2 separate regions of the Homo sapiens genome follow, and region 2 is linked to region 1. A link is an interaction called in ENCODE POLR2A ChIA-PET data of the cell type or tissue named here. Cell type or tissue: MCF 10A. All regions are shown on one strand. Links, peaks and the distances in the headings refer to the core of each region. The heading gives the core; the rest is flanking DNA.

Evidence for each region. Peaks named below come from ENCODE experiments on the same cell type or tissue, not always from the same donor. Only the 100,000 strongest peaks of a DNase experiment are listed, where the experiment ranks them.
Region 2: POLR2A ChIA-PET joins it to region 1 with 5 read pairs; 2 of 35 experiments call an interaction of 5 or more read pairs at or near these places.

Annotation. Positions count from the first base shown.
Region 1 is chr3:71,501,733-71,506,126 of GRCh38, forward strand. The region is part of intron 2 of FOXP1 (forkhead box P1); the gene reads right to left. Among named protein-coding and RNA genes, the nearest start is that of MIR1284, 38 kb to the right of the region's middle. RefSeq lists an enhancer at 1,884-3,083. In MCF 10A, for the core only: no CTCF peak of the experiment used is centred there; DNase peaks (open chromatin) are centred at 1,999, 2,319 and 2,639.
Region 2 is chr3:71,642,728-71,647,121 of GRCh38, forward strand. No RefSeq gene overlaps it. Among named protein-coding and RNA genes, the nearest start is that of FOXP1-DT, 60 kb to the left of the region's middle. RefSeq lists an enhancer at 2,360-2,869. In MCF 10A, for the core only: no CTCF peak of the experiment used is centred there; no DNase peak of the experiment used is centred there.

The DNA.
Region 1 (4,394 bases), core at 150-4,149:
CCACTAACCACCTTGAATCCATTGCTCCTCCCAGTGCACACAATCCACCTTCACGTTTCTGAACTCGGTGTCTTTTACATCATCTAAGACTCATATTGTGGTACCCAGTGCCCTGAAAACCCTGGTATCCCTCAAGATGGCCTTGTCTTTTCTACTGACTTCCTGTTCAAGCTCTTTGGTTTCTTTCGCAGAGTGAGATCAGCAAGGCAGGGTCTGGGATTTGCAGGTTATATCCTGGATGGTGGCACGACAGCGCCTGGAACACAGAAGGTTGGGAGGCGTGACGCTCATCAGGAAGGCTCTTTTGGGGAGCCAGGAAGAGTCCCCCAGAAGCCCACTTGGCACCCTATCTATAACAAGTTGCTCTTTAAGAATCATGGGAACTCCAGAATCATTTTCACAAATACCTTCCACTCATGATTCAATTAAATGGCAGAAAACACAAACCTTCCGTTCCCACTGGCAAACTGGGTCTAGCTAACTGAGCACAGCTAGCACAAGGCAGGCCCCCTGCTAGCAGGGCAAGTGGCGGCCCGGTCCCCAAGGCCCAGGGGAGCCTCTGCAGCTCCCTGGAAGGACGGTCAAGTGAACAGAGAGCTGGCTGCCATCTGGGTTCTTTATAAGGCTTTTGTGGTAAACATGTTTACTTTCTTTTGATTGGCTAGGCTTATCAAGTATTTTGTTTTGAGTCTTGCTCTATAAACATGTTTACTTTGAGGGGAGAGCTTTTTTGATAGCTAGCACACTTGTTTTTCACACTTTTAAATTCAAAACATATTTTTCACAGCCTGTGGTAAACAACTCAAGGTGGTAAACAAATTATATTATTTTCATCTTCACACTAGAGAGGTGATCCCTATGTATCTATTCAAAGGCTTGAACTGGGTTGCCGGTAACCAAGGCTCTCTACTGGATGAGAACAAGAATTATATTCATAATGATGATGTTACTAAAAGGAAAACATTACAATGGCAAATCCTGCAGTATCAAACCTAAGCCTCAGTTTCCCCAGTGGGAACATTCTAGAAGAAGCCAGCCATAACAACAGCAGGGGTAGTCCTATTAATTGATGACATCCATATTTTCCATGAAAAATTAAGGTTATGTAACCGGCATACATAACAGCTAATACGGGAGGAAAAATCAAATAATGTTTCAAAGAATGAAGAAACCAACTAGGTCACAACACTAAGTGCAATTCTTTTGAGATCTGTTTTCTGTGATGATTTTTGCCTGCTTTACAATTAGAAAAAAAAAAAAAAACAAGTAGTAGCCTCTAATGTAAAACTGAAAAGCCTTCCATTATTGGAAAAGGAGTAAAATAACAAAAGAGTTAAGAGAAGAAAAAAAAGGAACATATCTCTTGAGAGAAAACCAATGGTCCCTGAAGTAGGATTTAAAAGTGCTGTTTACATAGAGGCATCAGAAGAGCCCCTCTGTGGAGGTAAGTGTGAAGTCCCATAGCAGTGGAGCCAAATCTGTTTTCTAGAGAGTTCTCTTGGTCTCCATGTTCCAACTAGAAACAAAAGCCATCTTACCAGAGGCCTTTGTAGTTAGTTACAAATTACTTAAAGGAATAAAAATACAGGCCAAATTACTTGCTAAAATAAATAAAGCCCCCAGCCCCCAAATCATCTTCTAAGCTTATGCTCAAGTTAAGTTAAAAAGCAAACAGAATTTCAACATGATGAAACCCCATCTCTACTAAAAATACAAAAATTAGCTGGATGTGGTGGCACACACCTGTAATCTCAGATACCCGGGAGGTTGAGACAGGAGAATCACTTGAACCCAGGAGGTGGAGGTTGCAGTGAGCCAAGATAGTGCCATTGCACTCCAGCCTGGGCAACAGAACGAGACTCTGTCTCGAAAAAAAAAAAAAAAAAAAACACCACGAATTAAGGTTGTAGCACCACACTATGGTAAACCTCCTCAGTGACTCGATGTTATTATTTCGTCAGGTATGGTACTGTAGGGAGGGGAGAATGGCAGAAGACACAGGAAGCCTGTATGGAGCCTCATCCATCATTCAGGCCAGATCATGTACAGAACATACAGGCATCAGAGTACAAACATACTAAGTAGCCTTGTTTTCCAAGGTTATAACATGCTCTGGGGACATGCTCATTAGGGGGTCAGGAGAAGGAGCCAAGGGCATTTGGAGGCAGCCACTATTCCTGACTTTCAGATTCTCTTCTATCAAGGAAGAAGACCAAAATAAATAATTTCCAGGTAGTTTTAGCAGAAGTGCAGCAAGACCCAGGGGGTGAGTACACATCACAAATTCCCAGGAAGATCAACGCCATCCCAGCTTTGCCAACAACTGTTTGAGATGTTTCGCAAGTCAGTGAGCTTCTCGGAACCTGAGTTTCCCTTCTTATAAAATGAAGGCATTTGAATCCCATCTTTTTGAACAATACTATGTCATAATTTTATGCCTCAAATCGAAAAAAACACTTTGGGGGATAACCGAGAATTCCAGGCTACATCATCCAATCAATACAATACTTGGAGCACTTTCAAAAAACCCACCAAGGAACCAAAGCTACCATAACTTAAAAGGAGCAGAAACGAAATTTCAGATTAATATGACGTTGGCCAGTGACTAGTCATCAAGCATACTTCAGCATTTAGTTGTCTGAGCAGACAGGTGACTCAGCGGGAAATGGGTTACCCAGCCAGCCACGCTCATCTGACCCACTGCCTCAAAGTAATTTTTCCTCAATTTTCAAAACCAAGAAAGTAAATGACTAATGAAATGACTGAAGAATAACTTCCAGACAATTCTTACATTAAAAAATAAAACCAAACTTCAGCACAACAGTAAGTAGATGAGAAGAAAACAACCCGGCTCAGAGCTGTCCAACGTCTGATGGCCACAGTTCCTTCTGACAAAGGAAACGTGCACATTCCAGGGTGTGTGGAATGATGTGGTTTGGAAATGTCTCGAGGCGCCAAGGGAAGAGCTGATGATCAGGACAATGTCATCAAGAAAAGTGTCACGGAGCCCAAGTGGTGACATTTCTGTTGCAAATATGAGAAAGGAAAGGAACACGCTGGTCCTTCACCCTGGTGTTCAATGCGGTCGTAGGACTTTTGGATATTCTCCTGGGTACTTCCAGTTCTAACACCAACTAACATGTGCAAAGCCTGTGCTGCACTGCACATGAGGTACTCTGTCCATAGCATTTTCATCCACCCTCTTATTAAGCCTTATAACGGTGGCAAGAGTAAATGCTATTATCTTACAGATGAACGAACCAAGGCTGGTGAAGGGAAGTCCTTTACCCAAGACCACAGTCAGTGACAGAGCCACATCTTTCTGAAACCCAAGCCTCGTCCCTTAACCACCAGTGAATACTACTGAGTACCATTTTTCCAACAGCTCAAACAGGAAAAGTAGGAACGTTTGGAATGGTTCCCAAAATAAAGACAACCTGGCAACATAGAGTTATAATTCTGTTCAGACCTCTACGTTGCCTCCCACTGTCTAAAACCCTTGGCTTCTTGCGTGAAGTCAGGCAAACCCGGGAAGCAGAAAAGCAAGGACCCAAGTCACCCCTGGTAGTGCAGCTTGGAAATGAGACAGGACATCTCCCCCAAGACAGGAGACAAGGAGGGAGTTTATGACGGCATATGAGGCATGCACTCAGTCCTCCTATTGGACTGTAGAAGAGGGATGCTTTTTTTTTTTTTTTTTTTTTTTGAGATGGAGTCTCACTCCGTCGCCCAGGCTGGAGTGCAGTGGTGCAATCTAGGCTCACTGCAATCTCCGCCTCCCCTCCCAGGTTCAAGCGATTCTCCTGCCTCAGCCTCCAGAGTAGCTGGGATTACAGGCGCTTGCCGCCACGCCCGGCTAAATTTTTGTATTTTTAGTAGAGACAGGGTTTCACCGTGTTAGCCAGGATAGTCTCGATCTCCTGACCTCATGATTTGCCTGCCTCGGCCTCCCAAAATGCTGGGATTACAGGCGTGAGCCACTGCGCCCAGCCCTGAAGAGGGATGCTTTCTATTCTTCTCTCGGTCTCCCTTCAATTCTCCCATTTTCTTCTGAATCACAACTGTGGGCATCGTCCCCCTTCCTCTCCTACTTCTTCCCCTCCACGAATGTCACCTGTCACTAAAGTCTAAAGGATGAGATTATCACTTCCGCCCGGAAGCCTCTCAAATGAAATTAAATCAAACATTTATTGCACTGTGGTACCACATGCACTGGGTGAGGTGGGGGATACCCAGGCACAGTCTGCCTCTCTGGGCAAGAAGTTAAATAACAATGTGCGATTTAAATAACATTTCAAGACAACAATAAGAGCCTTGTCACCGGGAGTACATGATTAATTGCCAGATGAATTCTACAGACAATAATTGCTGCAAAGTTCAAAAGGAGGGAGCAA
Region 2 (4,394 bases), core at 256-4,255, 140 kb after region 1:
CATGGCTCACTGCAGCTTCGACCCCCTAGGCTCAGGTGATCCTTCCACCTCAGCCTCCTGGGTAGCTGGGATGACAGGCACATGCCACCAGGCCCGGCTAATTTTTTAATATTTTTTAGAGATGGGGTTTTGCCATGTTGCCTGGGCTGGTCTCAAGCTCCTGGGCTCAAGCGATCTGCCAGCCTTGGCCTCCCAAAGTGTTGGGATTACAAGTGTGAGCCACCATACCCAGCCTCAGTGACTTTTTCACTTAAATAGAATACTGTCTCATTTAAGCAGAAATCTTGTCGGAGGCAATAAGGGCCCTAGGAATTTGCTGAGTCTCCCAAATCTCCCTTACCTCCATGCTCCAAGTACTCCAAATCTCCTACCATCATGGTCCAACATGCATATACAATCTCTTCTGTAAGAATCTGCTCACGATAGACTTAAAACTCATTACAACTCATTAAGGATAGTTGAAAAAATTTAAGTTGAAGAGCAATAAATGACATCGCACAGCCAAATAGAATCTTCTTTCCTTGATAGAGTGAACAGTGGATGTTTTCGCCCTCGCCACATCCATTTCACCTTCTTTTGATTTCCCTTTGAGTAAACCTGGCACTTGCTCCACGGGGGGCTTAGTGGGGCTGACCTTAATTCCTCCTCTCTCCTTAGGTGCAGGATGGGCATGTGATTTGGATCTGCCAAACAAATGACTTCTATCCCCCGAGCTACACCATTTGGTTCATCTGCTGGTCTTATGTGACTCAGTCCTGGAAATTTTGCTGGGCTACTGATAAAAAGAAACTCTCCTTTCCCTGAGATTATCATCAGCTACAACAGCTATAAGGAAGACACAATCCTAGAGCTGCCCAGGAACAAAGCCAACACAGGAGGTGGCAGAGTTGCTGAGAAGTAGAGAGGAGAATGAACACTCATTGCATCCTTTGAGTGACCGAATACAGTCATACCTAAAGTCCATGCCTTGAATTTGGTAGTTTCAAAGAAAGCCAGAAGTTTCCTTCTATTCTTATGCAAGCTGAGTTGGGTCTCTGAATCTCACACTCAAAAGAGCTCATAGTAATACCATAAATTCAACCACATGTTTTGGAATTGCATTGACCTAGCCCGACTTGCTCCTGTATTTTCCCAAATCTTACTCAAGTGGCCTAAGATTTACTAATCTGAATGGATGGAACTGGAGATCATTATGTTAAGTGAAATAAGTCAGGCACAGAAAGACAAACATCGCATGTTCTCACTTATTTGTGGGATCTAAAAATCAAAACAATCGAATTCATGGACATAGAGAATAGAAGTATGGTTACCGGAGACTGGGAAGGATAGTGGGGCATGGGAGGGCGGGGAAGATAGGGATGGTTAATGAGTACAGAAAAATAGAATGAATAAAACTTACTGCTTGACAGCACAATAGGGTGACTATGGTCAAAAATAACTATACATTTAAAAATAAAGGGTGTTATTGAATTGTTTGTAACTCACAGGATAAATGCTTGAGGTGACAGATACCCCATTCTCCATGATGTGCTTATTTCACATTGCATGCCTATATCAAAACTTCTCATTTACCACATAAATTATATATATCTACTATGTACCCCCCCAAAAAAAATGTAAAAATTAAAAAAATAGGTTGGGCATGGTAGCTCCTCACTCCTGTAATCCCAGCACTTTGGGAGGCTGAGGCAGGCAGATCACTTGAGGTCAGGAGTTCGACACCAGCCCGGCCAACATGGTGAAACCCTGTCTCTACTAAAAAATATAAAAATTAGCCAGGCATGGTGGTGCACACCTTTAGCCCCAGCTACTTGGGAGGCTGAGGCACAAGAATCACTTGAACCTCAAGTTGCAGGGAGCCAAGATCACACCACTATACTTCAGCCTGGGTGAAAGAGCGAGACTCCGACTAAAACTAATAATAATAATAATTATTATTATTATTTTAAAAAATGAAAAAAACGAGATTCACTAATTTGCTAATCTTGCTTGTTTTTACTTCATGTGCTTAACTTCATGTGCCTGGGAGTTAAATGTTTCAACATAAGAAAAGGAAAAACACAATTCATTCCAAATGGGAATTCATTAGATAACTCAATTCTCTGTAGTAAGCCCAATTAATGATGTTTAGAAAAAAATAATTATGTGCCTTGCACATTATGCAATATTTACTAAACACCTACTAAGCTCCAGGCTGCTGCAAATAAGGCAGTGAATAAAGCCAGGAAAATAATTCCTGCTCTCATGGAACTCATATCCTAGTAGAGGAGAAACTGATGATAAACAAACATATAAATAAGCAAAGAAGGGCACAGTGAGAGAAAATGGTGCAGAAGGTGATGTGATTTTAGACAGATGGCCAGGAAGCTCTCAGATAAGGTGACATTTTTGCAGACACTGAAGCAGATTGGGGAAGAGCATCCTAGGCAAGGAGAATTTAGAGGCCAGAGCGGGAGTGTGCTTGGCATGGAGGAGGCCAGCATGGCTGGAACAAAGGAAATGAGGAGAACAGTGAGCTCAGCAAGCTAGCCAGGGGCCAGATCATCTGGGGCTTTCTGGTCCTGGAAGGACTTTGGGCTTCATTTTGCTGTGATGGGAAACCTTTGGTGGGTGGGGCAGAAGAATTGCCTGTGTTTACAAGACAAAAGGATCACTCTAGTACCATGCGGAGAATGAACCACAGAAGGGCAAGAGTGAAAGCAGAGAGACAAGTTAGGAGGTCTCTGTGGTCCAGGCAAGAGAGGACTGGGCCTGGGAGGTTGCGGTGGAGGTGATGAGAAGGAGCTGGATTGTGAATTTGTTTTGTTTTGTTTTGTTTTGTTTTTGGAGATGGAGTCTCACTCTGTCACCCAGGCTGGAGTGCAGTGGCGCGATCTCAGCTCACTGCAACCTCTGCCTTTCGGGTTCCAGCAATTCTCCTGCCTCAGCCTCCTGAGTAGCTGGGATTACAGGCTTGCACCATCATGCCTGGCTAATTTTTGTATTTTTGGTAGAGACAGGGTTTCACCATGTTGGCAAGGCTGGTCTTGAACTCCTGACCTCAGGTGATCTACCCGCTTTGGCCTCCCAAAGTGCTGGGATTACAAGCATGAACTACCATGCCTGGCTGCGAATGTATTTTGAATGTGGAGCTACCTGGGTTGAGGGATGGATTGGATGTTCCATGTGAGCAAAGAGAAGAATCGAATGTGAGACTCCAAGTTTTTAACACATGCCTAAAGGTGAATGGAGGTGCCATTTCCTAAGATAAGGAGGATGGCAGGAAGAACCAGTTTGGGGGTGAGACTTAAGAATTTCGTTTTGGACATATATTTTTTTATTGTGGTAAAATTTATATTACATAAAAATTACCATTTTTACCATCTTAAAGTGTACCATTCAGTAGCATTACATACATTGACAGTGTTGTCACCATCACCATCATCCATCTCCAGAACTCTTTCATCATCCCAGGCAGAAATTCTGCAATCCTTAAACTCTAACTCCCTCTCCTCCACTCCCTGCAGACCCTGGTAACCTCTATTTCACCTCCACCTCTATTGCACATGGAAGTATAAGATGCCTGCTGGACATCCAAGTGAAGATGTTGAAAGGCAGTTGGTATACTGATTCTGGGTTGAAGGGAGAGACAAGAGCTAGAGACATCCATTTGCGAATCATCAGCAGATGGAACAGTGTGCATACAATTCCCATTGATTCGACTGAATGTTTGACTTAGCTTCTCTCACTCCAGTGCAGCCCAGAAAATGAACATGGTGCAAGACACTGTACCCAGCATAGAGTAATGCTTCAATCAATATTTATTAGGCTGAGCAACGAAACCTTTTGCCCTGTAGTTTGAAGGAACATTCATTCATTGAACAAGAATTTTTAGAACTACAAGCCTTTAAAATAAATACTTTTCTTTCTTGAAAATAAAAAGTCTCAATGAATTTTAAATACACTGGCACTTCTTTTGCAGTTTTCAGAAATAATGTTTGATTTGTGATCTCTTTGGCTGATGATTGTGCCAAAATCCAGTACCACCTGATACCATGCTGTGCTACATAAACAGAATGGGAGTGACGTGACCAGATGTGTTTTGTCAAGATGAGGACCAATCAGCTTGAGAAACAGGAGAAGAGCTTCTGTCTAAACCCAGGCATACAAGGTGTGTTTCAAAATTGCCAACCTTGATTCAAATTACCCTCGTGGCATTTAAAGAAAAATGTGGTCATGCAAAGAGGTAAAATTATGGCTACCAAGATGAGACTCAGACAGCAATTTATCTTCAGCCAACAAATGTTTTCTACACAGAATAATCTTCAAGTGCCAGTTCTTGATCATTTCAGTTACATGCAAGTATTTAGGAACTGCTGAGCCTAAGTGGGCAGCAGCCCTTTGGCATGTCTATG